3 separate regions of the Mus musculus genome follow, and all the other regions are linked to region 1. The links are chromatin loops, found by intact Hi-C in ENCODE. Cell type or tissue: heart. All regions are shown on one strand.

What was found. Hi-C counts contacts between places; a loop is a spot of excess contacts. Peaks named below come from ENCODE experiments on the same cell type or tissue, not always from the same donor. Only the 100,000 strongest peaks of a DNase experiment are listed, where the experiment ranks them.
Region 2: a loop joins it to region 1, with 2.0 times the contacts of the local background. A loop is called at or near these places in 3 of 42 quality-filtered maps.
Region 3: it touches region 1 in a loop (2.1-fold over the local background); 3 of 42 quality-filtered maps call a loop at or near these places.

Annotation. Positions count from the first base shown.
Region 1 is chr14:55,720,856-55,723,355 of GRCm38, reverse strand. Rabggta (Rab geranylgeranyl transferase, a subunit) reads left to right here and starts at 1,093. Exons shown (of 17, transcript NM_001360387.1): 1 at 1,093-1,155; 2 at 1,456-1,512; 3 at 1,651-1,761; 4 at 2,096-2,220; 5 at 2,393-2,500. The coding sequence starts at 1,510. In heart, a CTCF peak has its summit at 1,055 (motif pointing right); DNase peaks (open chromatin) are centred at 1,105, 1,435 and 2,499; H3K4me3 peaks cover 1,359 bases; H3K27ac peaks cover 1,439 bases.
Region 2 is chr14:55,634,182-55,636,681 of GRCm38, reverse strand. It overlaps Ipo4 (importin 4), which reads left to right and starts at 998. Exons shown (of 30, transcript NM_024267.7): 1 at 998-1,152; 2 at 1,233-1,319; 3 at 1,471-1,550; 4 at 1,636-1,677; 5 at 2,273-2,402; 6 at 2,488-2,500. The coding sequence starts at 1,084. Tm9sf1 (transmembrane 9 superfamily member 1) reads left to right here. Exons shown (of 5, transcript NM_001360063.1): 5 at 70-717. The coding sequence ends at 463. In heart, no CTCF peak of the experiment used is centred here; DNase peaks (open chromatin) are centred at 971 and 1,441; H3K4me3 peaks cover 1,491 bases; H3K27ac peaks cover 1,054 bases.
Region 3 is chr14:55,642,270-55,644,769 of GRCm38, reverse strand. Tm9sf1 (transmembrane 9 superfamily member 1) reads left to right here and starts at 1,399. Exons shown (of 5, transcript NM_001360063.1): 1 at 1,399-2,176. The coding sequence starts at 1,832. It also overlaps a transcript of Tssk4 not described here. In heart, a CTCF peak has its summit at 1,428; DNase peaks (open chromatin) are centred at 1,169 and 1,419; H3K4me3 peaks cover 2,459 bases; H3K27ac peaks cover 2,248 bases.

The DNA.
Region 1 (2,500 bases):
CTGCCACTTAGTGCAACAATGATGATAAAGCTGGCACTCAGAGGGGGGAGACGGGGGGGGGGACTCTTTTTTAGCTTTTAGAGTTTGAAATATCTCTAGGACATATAAGCGAAACTACATTTTTCTTCTTTCTGGTTTTTTAGACAGGGTTTCTCTGTGTAGCCCTGGCTGTTCTAGAATTCGCTCTGTAAGCCAGGCTGGCCTCTAACTCAGAGAACTGCCTGCTTCTACCTCCTGAGTGCTGGGATCAAAGGCAGTGTGCCACCACTGCCCAGTGATACTCAATTTTTAAAAAAATTAGAAACCTCACTATTATCTTAAACTCTAGACCCTCCTGTGTCGACCCCCTGAGAAGCTGAACATTACAAACAGCACCACTGCCTCTAGCTTTTGACCATGTCAACAAATACATATACTGCTATATAATTGTCACTATCATTATGCTTGTGGACGTCTGGACTGGAGAGAGGTTTGGGTGCCATATAGTAACCATGAATGTAGATGAAATCAAGAGAACAGGAAGGAAACCGAGAACTTTTGGCAGCCAGAACTCGCTGATAGCAGGTTGCTGGAGAAACTTCTTCACTTAGCCTGGAAAGGGACTCTAGCCAGCCTGAGTTTGGCAAACATGGCTCTGTCAGGCCTTGCCCTTCTCTCCACTCCCTCTGTCTTGCTAAAAACGTTAGATTGAGTTCCTAAAGCTAGCTACCGAGATCCGTTCCCTTATTCACCTCATCCTAACACAGGATTTCCCCTTTTACCTTTATAAACTGCCACTCTCCTATGGGCCATGCCTGTCTCCTCTCTATTCAAAGACAGTCCTTTGTCCCCTCTTCGAGAGAAATACCTGCCCCCCCCGTCCCCCCCCTCCCCTCTTCTCTTTCCCCTTCTCCATCTCCTGTCTTGTCTCTTATTCCTATACTTCGTCCCTCTAGGGCAAATAAAGCTCCTTTGTCCTGAAAACTTGGTCTTGGGGTGTCCTGAGCCGATACCAGTCCCTTCAAGGCTGCAGTTTGAGTTGCGAATGGGAAGAGCCAGGCCTGCAGGGGGCGCAGCGCCTCGTCTCCGCACCTCACACAGCACGGAGCCGCTCTAGCCACACTGGGACTCGGTGGCGGCCGGAGTTGCACGTCCTGGCACCTCCTCCCTGAGCAGGTGAGTTCGCCGGTGGAGGAGGGGGTGCAAGGGTCCACGGGACGGACGGACGGGCGGGCGGGCACTGCTCTCTATATGCGCGGCGTGTGCCTCGGCCCTGACGGGTGGGGCTTCGGAAAGATCCGTGGGGACGGAGGCCGTGGTTGTGGTGAGCGCTTCCTCCTGACCTCACAGTGCCAGCCGCCGGCCCCCTTTTAACTCACGGGGATCCTTATCCTGGGCCTGCTGGCAGCTTCCGGGAAACACCTGGGGGGCGGGGCCGTGTGGGCGGGGTTCTGTGATTGACATCTCTTTCGGCAGATTGAACGGGCTGCCTCCGGACCCCTCCCCTATCGCCAACGCTGAGCCGAAACCATGGTGAGAACCCTGAGCTCAGCCCCTTTCCCCTGCATGCCCATGCCCTCATCCCACGTGGCTATCTCGGCCGGGCTTCTGCAAGACTGCCCTTGCGAGGCAACCGGCGTTCATATTATCCTATCCTCATATCCCTGGTAGCATGGGCGCCTGAAGGTGAAGACGTCCGAAGAGCAGGCAGAGGCCAAAAGGCTAGAGCGGGAACAGAAGCTAAAGCTCTACCAGTCAGCCACTCAAGCTGTCTTCCAGAAGGTGGGGCCCTCGGAGGTAGTCCCCAATAATACAAAGACCAAAAGCTTGACCCTAGAGTCAAACTGTAGGGATCCAAATTTTGATTCTGTCTGTTGTTGCTGTATTGCCTTGTTCGAGTCACTGGAACTGCCTTCATCTGTAAAATGGAGCTGATGATTGCACAACCTGTGTACGAGTATTGCAAAGATTAAGTGAGAAAATACCTGTTAGGCCATGTAAGGTTTTGCACAGTACCTGTTGCATAGTGCCACTATTGACTGGTTCAGAGTTTATAATGTTTAACCTAGAGCTGGGGAAAGGCTGTGGTCCCTGACCCTATAACCTGTCTTCACAGCGGGAGGCAGGCGAGCTGGATGAATCCGTCCTAGAACTGACAAGCCAGATTCTGGGAGCCAACCCTGATTTTGCCACCCTCTGGAACTGTCGCAGAGAAGTGCTCCAGCAGCTAGAAACCCAGAAGTATGTAGTAGTTCAGGTCTCTGCCCTGGCCCTCGCCTGGGTGCAGAACTGGAGGAGGATTGGGGTAGCCGGGCATAGAGATAGGATAGTAGGGGGACCAGATACAAGAAGGGAGGGACAAGTTGGGGTTGGATGTTGGAAGGCTCTAACCCCCCTTTCTCTTGGGGTCCAGGTCCCCTGAGGAGTTGGCTGCTCTTGTGAAGGCAGAACTAGGCTTCCTTGAGAGCTGTCTGCGTGTGAACCCTAAGTCCTATGGCACTTGGCACCACCGCTGCTGGCT
Region 2 (2,500 bases), 87 kb after region 1:
AGTTTGGCTCCGCGTGCTGTGGCTATGAACAGAGCTTTAATGATGTGCATTGTCTTTTTCTCTTCACAGCGCCATCTCCGTGGAGCTGTACTACATCTTTGCCACAGTCTGGGGTCGAGAGCAGTACACTCTGTACGGCATCCTCTTCTTTGTCTTCGCCATCCTGCTGAGTGTGGGGGCCTGCATCTCCATTGCGCTCACCTACTTCCAGCTGTCTGGGGAAGACTACCGCTGGTGGTGGCGATCCGTGCTGAGCGTCGGCTCCACCGGCCTCTTCATCTTCCTCTACTCAGTTTTCTACTATGCCCGGCGCTCTAACATGTCAGGGGCAGTACAGACAGTAGAGTTCTTTGGCTACTCTTTACTGACTGGCTATGTCTTCTTCCTCATGCTGGGTACCATCTCCTTTTTTTCCTCTTTAAAGTTCATCCGTTATATCTATGTTAACCTCAAGATGGACTGAGTTCTAAGCCACAGAACTCTGGCTCTTTCCTGCTTTCATCATGCCCCATTGATTTCACTTGATAGCTTCTCTTCTGACCGAATTGTGTGATGGCATTGTCGCCTTCCTTCCCTCTTTAGAGAGGACCTGGAAATTAAAAATCTCTATTATATAAGGAATATATATATTTGAACTTTTTAAGTTGCCTTACGTTTTGGTCCTGATTTTTTTTTTCTTTTTACAATTATTAAAATAAAATTTATTAAGAAAAAGGATCCTGTCGTTGGAAGTTTTGGTCTAGTTATAGAAACCCGAGGCCTGTTGTCAATGCAGTTGTTTTGAAAACCCGAGTTCGCTATTGCCACACAAACTCTGGACTCTGGGAACTGTCGGCACAGGGAACCCACGGTGCCGAGGCTCTGTCAGCGGGTGCTCAGGCAGACGGAAGCCCAGACTGACGCCAGCCACCAGCTTTCCGCAGTTTTTGAAGGGAAGCAAGCTGAATCACCCAGGCGACAGGAGAGACGCAGAGTAACGCCCTTTCCGCCGGAAGTTGCTGTCGGAGTCTCCACGTGCCGATCCTCCCCCTCCCCACCCGGCCCTGTAGCAGCGGCGGCGTCGGCGGCGGCTCGGCAGCTGCCATGGAGCCTGCGGGTTTGGAACAGATCCTGAAGGAGCTGCTGCTGCCCGACACGGAGCGCATCCGCCGGGTATGGGCAGGCCTGACCGGGCTACGGGGATGGGGAGGCTGTGGGAAAGGCCCGGTCTTGACCTCCCAGCCTTCCATCAGGCTACGGAGCAGCTCCAGACCATCCTTCGGGACCCTGCTGCCTTGCCCGCACTCTTCGATCTGCTGGCAACAGCGACCGACTCTCAGGCGAGTCACCTGCCCCTCCTTGCCGAAATTCTGAAATTCCTCAATGTGTCCCTGGTCCCGCTCCAGCCTCCGCCCCCTGCGGTCCTAATCTGTTCATCATCTTCTTGGTGCCTGTGATTCTCATTTGGCTGGCAACCTCTTCTCACCCCAGATCCGCCAGTTTGCAGCGGTCCTGACCCGCAGAAGGCTGAACAATCGCTGGCGACGCCTGGCACCTGAGCAGAGGGAGAGGTGGGCTAGATTTAGGATGGGAGGGGCCGGGCCTAGTCTACTTTTTGACAGGCCGAGTACTAAGCCTTTGCCACCTGTCTTCCAGCCTCAAGTCCCTGGTCCTGACAGCACTGCAGAAAGAGACAGTGTAAGTGTGGAGCACCCACTCTCGGGGGTCCTAACTGATTGGGGCTGAGATACTGGACTTCTACCTTCTTTTTCAGCCCCAGACTAGGACTTAATTCAGGCCTAGAAGGTGGAACATGTGAAAACTAAAGTTTTTTGTGATTTATTTTTCATTTTTTAATTTTTTGGTTTTTCTGAGACAGGGTTTCTCTGTGTGGCCCTGGCAGTCCTGGAGCTTACTCTGTAGACCAGGCTGGCCTTGAACTCAGAAATCCGCCTGCCTCTGCCTCCCAAGTGCTGGGATTAAAGGTGTGTGCCACCACTGCCCAACTAAAACCCTAAAGTTTTTGAGAATGGCTGAAAATGATCAGCTAAACCCAGATAGGGAAAACAAGACTGAATTGAATTCAGCCTGTCCAGTGGTGCTGACCGAGCCAGATCACAATGCCCCCCTCCTTTCCTCACCCCCAGCTGTCGGTGGTCTTATGGGGTCTGCCTTAGGAAAGACCGTGCACATACCTGCATTCTCTTTCTGGCCACTCCTTGGGCCTGGGGCATTGTTTGCAAGGGAAGGGTGGTAAAAGGTGTTTCTATATGAATGGACCTCCTCTTTGTAGGCATTCTGTGAGTGTCAGCTTGGCCCAGCTCTCAGCCACCATTTTTCGAAAGGAAGGCCTACAAGGATGGCCTCAGTTCATGAACCTTCTTCAGCACAGCACTCATAGTTCCCATAGCCCCGAGAAAGAGGTACTGGCACTGCCCTGTTGGCAGGAAGGAGGGACAGAGGCTGGATAGACCACGAGACCGTCTCTTCTCCCCTGCTCCTGTACAGGTGGGACTTCTGC
Region 3 (2,500 bases), 79 kb after region 1:
CAGCTACTCGCGAAACCGAGGCAGGGCTATTGCTTCGGCAGCAGTTCCAAGGCCAGTCAGGCAACACAGCAAGACTGACTGTCTTGAGGAGGGCAAAGGGGTCAAAACAAAAGCCACTGTGTCTGGCTCAAGCCTAGCTTCCTAGACTCTAACCGCTTCAGGACAGTGGGTGGATCAGAAAAGAACAGTCGTAGGAGTGAGGAAAGAATGGCTGCTTGTGATTTCTCTCAGTACTTGCTTCCGCCAGAATAGAAAAATTGAAGTCAGCTTCCTTCCGTTTGCTCCCATGTTGCCAAGTGAAAGTCACTGTTCAAAAGGGGCAGAGCCCCTTCACAACAGCTTGAGCCAGACAAAAGTAACGCGTTCAAAGAAACCTGCAAAGTTAGGGAGAAGTCCAAACGTCCCACAGACGAACTTGGGAACAAAATGACGGAAGTGAGATGGTACCTGTAAGCTCTGAAACTCTGAAGGCGGAGACTCAAAAGACCCCGGGTTCGAGGTCTGCAGGGACTCCACATTCAAAAAACAAAACAAAAACCTACTTCCGATCAAAAACCGCGCTGTCGGGCTGGTGAGATGGCTCTGTGGGTAAGAGCACCCGACTGCTCTTCCAAAGGTCCCGAGTTCAAATCCCAGCAACCACATGGTGGCTTACAACCATCTCATAACGAGATCTGACTCTCTCTTCTGAAGTGTCTGAGGACAGCTACAGTGTACTTACATATAATAAATAAATAAATCTTAAAAAAAAAACGCGCTGTCAACCCGCACAACTTGCAGGGTGAAATGGCAAACTGTAGGTGCACCTCACCTACCTCCCGCATGCCTGTTGCCAACAATAACCGGTCCGTGCCTCCAGAAAGCCTCGGAGGGGCACCTTTACCAAGGTGTTGGAGGCTACAGGTCCCTGGCGTGGGAACGCGGCACAAAGCCCCGCCCCGCCCAGGTTAGGGACAACTTTCCGCGTCCGGGCCGACCTCAGCAGCCGGGGGCGGGTGCCGCGCTCCCGCTCCCCAGCTGTCTCTCTCCATCCTAGAGAGGACAGCCCAGCCGCGCGAGAGCCCGTGGGAAGCCGCCCGCGACACACCGGCGAGCATCGCGGAGCTCTTGGCTCAGGAGAAGAGCCTTCCCGCCTTCCCGGAGCTGAGGTCCCCGTCGGCGAAGGCGGAAGTGGTAAGACTGACGTGTCCGGGCTGCGGTGCTGCTCGCCGGGACGACCACTGGCATCGCTCGGTGGCTCGGGGAGCGAGCATCGTGGAATCCGTGGCCGGGCCGGATTGCGGGCGAACCAGAGCTCTTCCAGGAGCATTCGAATGAGCCGAGGGCGGACGCCGGCGACGTGGCAGCAGCCGCGGCAATCAGGCGCAGCGGCGGACAACCCGGAGGAGGTCCGTCGTCAGGTCCTCCGCAAGCCTACCGCTCCGGCGCCGCTGTCTGGAAGACCGGGGCAGAAGCCCAAGGGCAGCTACGGGGCCCCGTGAGGCCACTGGCGCCTCTTTGGCCAGCCGGTACCTCGCAGTGAGGACCCTGGAGCTGCGGCGAGTGCCCCTTCCGTAGCAGCGAGCCCGCCGGGCGTTGCTATAGAAACGGGTTGGCACGCGCAGCCCCGGGCTGGGGAGGCCTAGAGGCGTGAACCCTAGGTTGGGAGTACTATTGAGTGCACGCCAGGCCCCGTCTTTGGGATAGATAAGTTCTGTGGTGTGGGGATCGGGAGGCCGAAGGGAGGAGGTGGAGCCAATGGGCACTTGAGAGACCAGAACCGGGTCATCATGATTTGATTCCTAGTTTCTGTAACCACGGGATTCCCCCAACAGGTTCTGCTGCCTTAAGGATGACAGTCCTAGGGTACCCTCGAAGTTGGAGCTGCCATTGTTTGCCAGTCCTGATACTGTTGCTGGGCATAGGCCATGGGCCATGGGTGGAAGGTGTCACACACTACAAGCCCGGCGACCCTGTCATTCTATATGTCAACAAAGTGGGACCCTACCATAACCCTCAGGAAACTTACCACTACTATCAGCTTCCAGTCTGCTGTCCTGAGAAGATCCGCCACAAAAGTCTTAGTTTGGGTGAAGTTCTGGATGGGGACCGAATGGCCGAATCTTTGTACGAGATCCGCTTTCGGGAGAATGTGGAGAAGAGAATTCTGTGTCACATGCAGCTCAGTTCTGCACAGGTCAGCTGCTCTCCGCGGTACATATCACTCAGCCCTCCTTGCTAGGGACTAAGGGTGCCTTGCATCTATGGTACCTTTATGGAAATTATGTTTGGACTCCAACTACAACCCCGTGTACTTGCTTAGATGTTCCAAACTGACTTTTCAAGATAACATGGATCCAGAGATGCAGAGCGGGGAGCTTAGAGCCTAAGGCTCTTCGCTGTCAGTAATAGGTCCCAGAGTCCTGTGCAAGTCTCTCTCCTTCCGTACATGCCTCTGTTTTTTTCCATGACTTTTTTTTTTACTTTTTAGCCTTCCCTGTTACTTTTCTTTTTTTTCCTT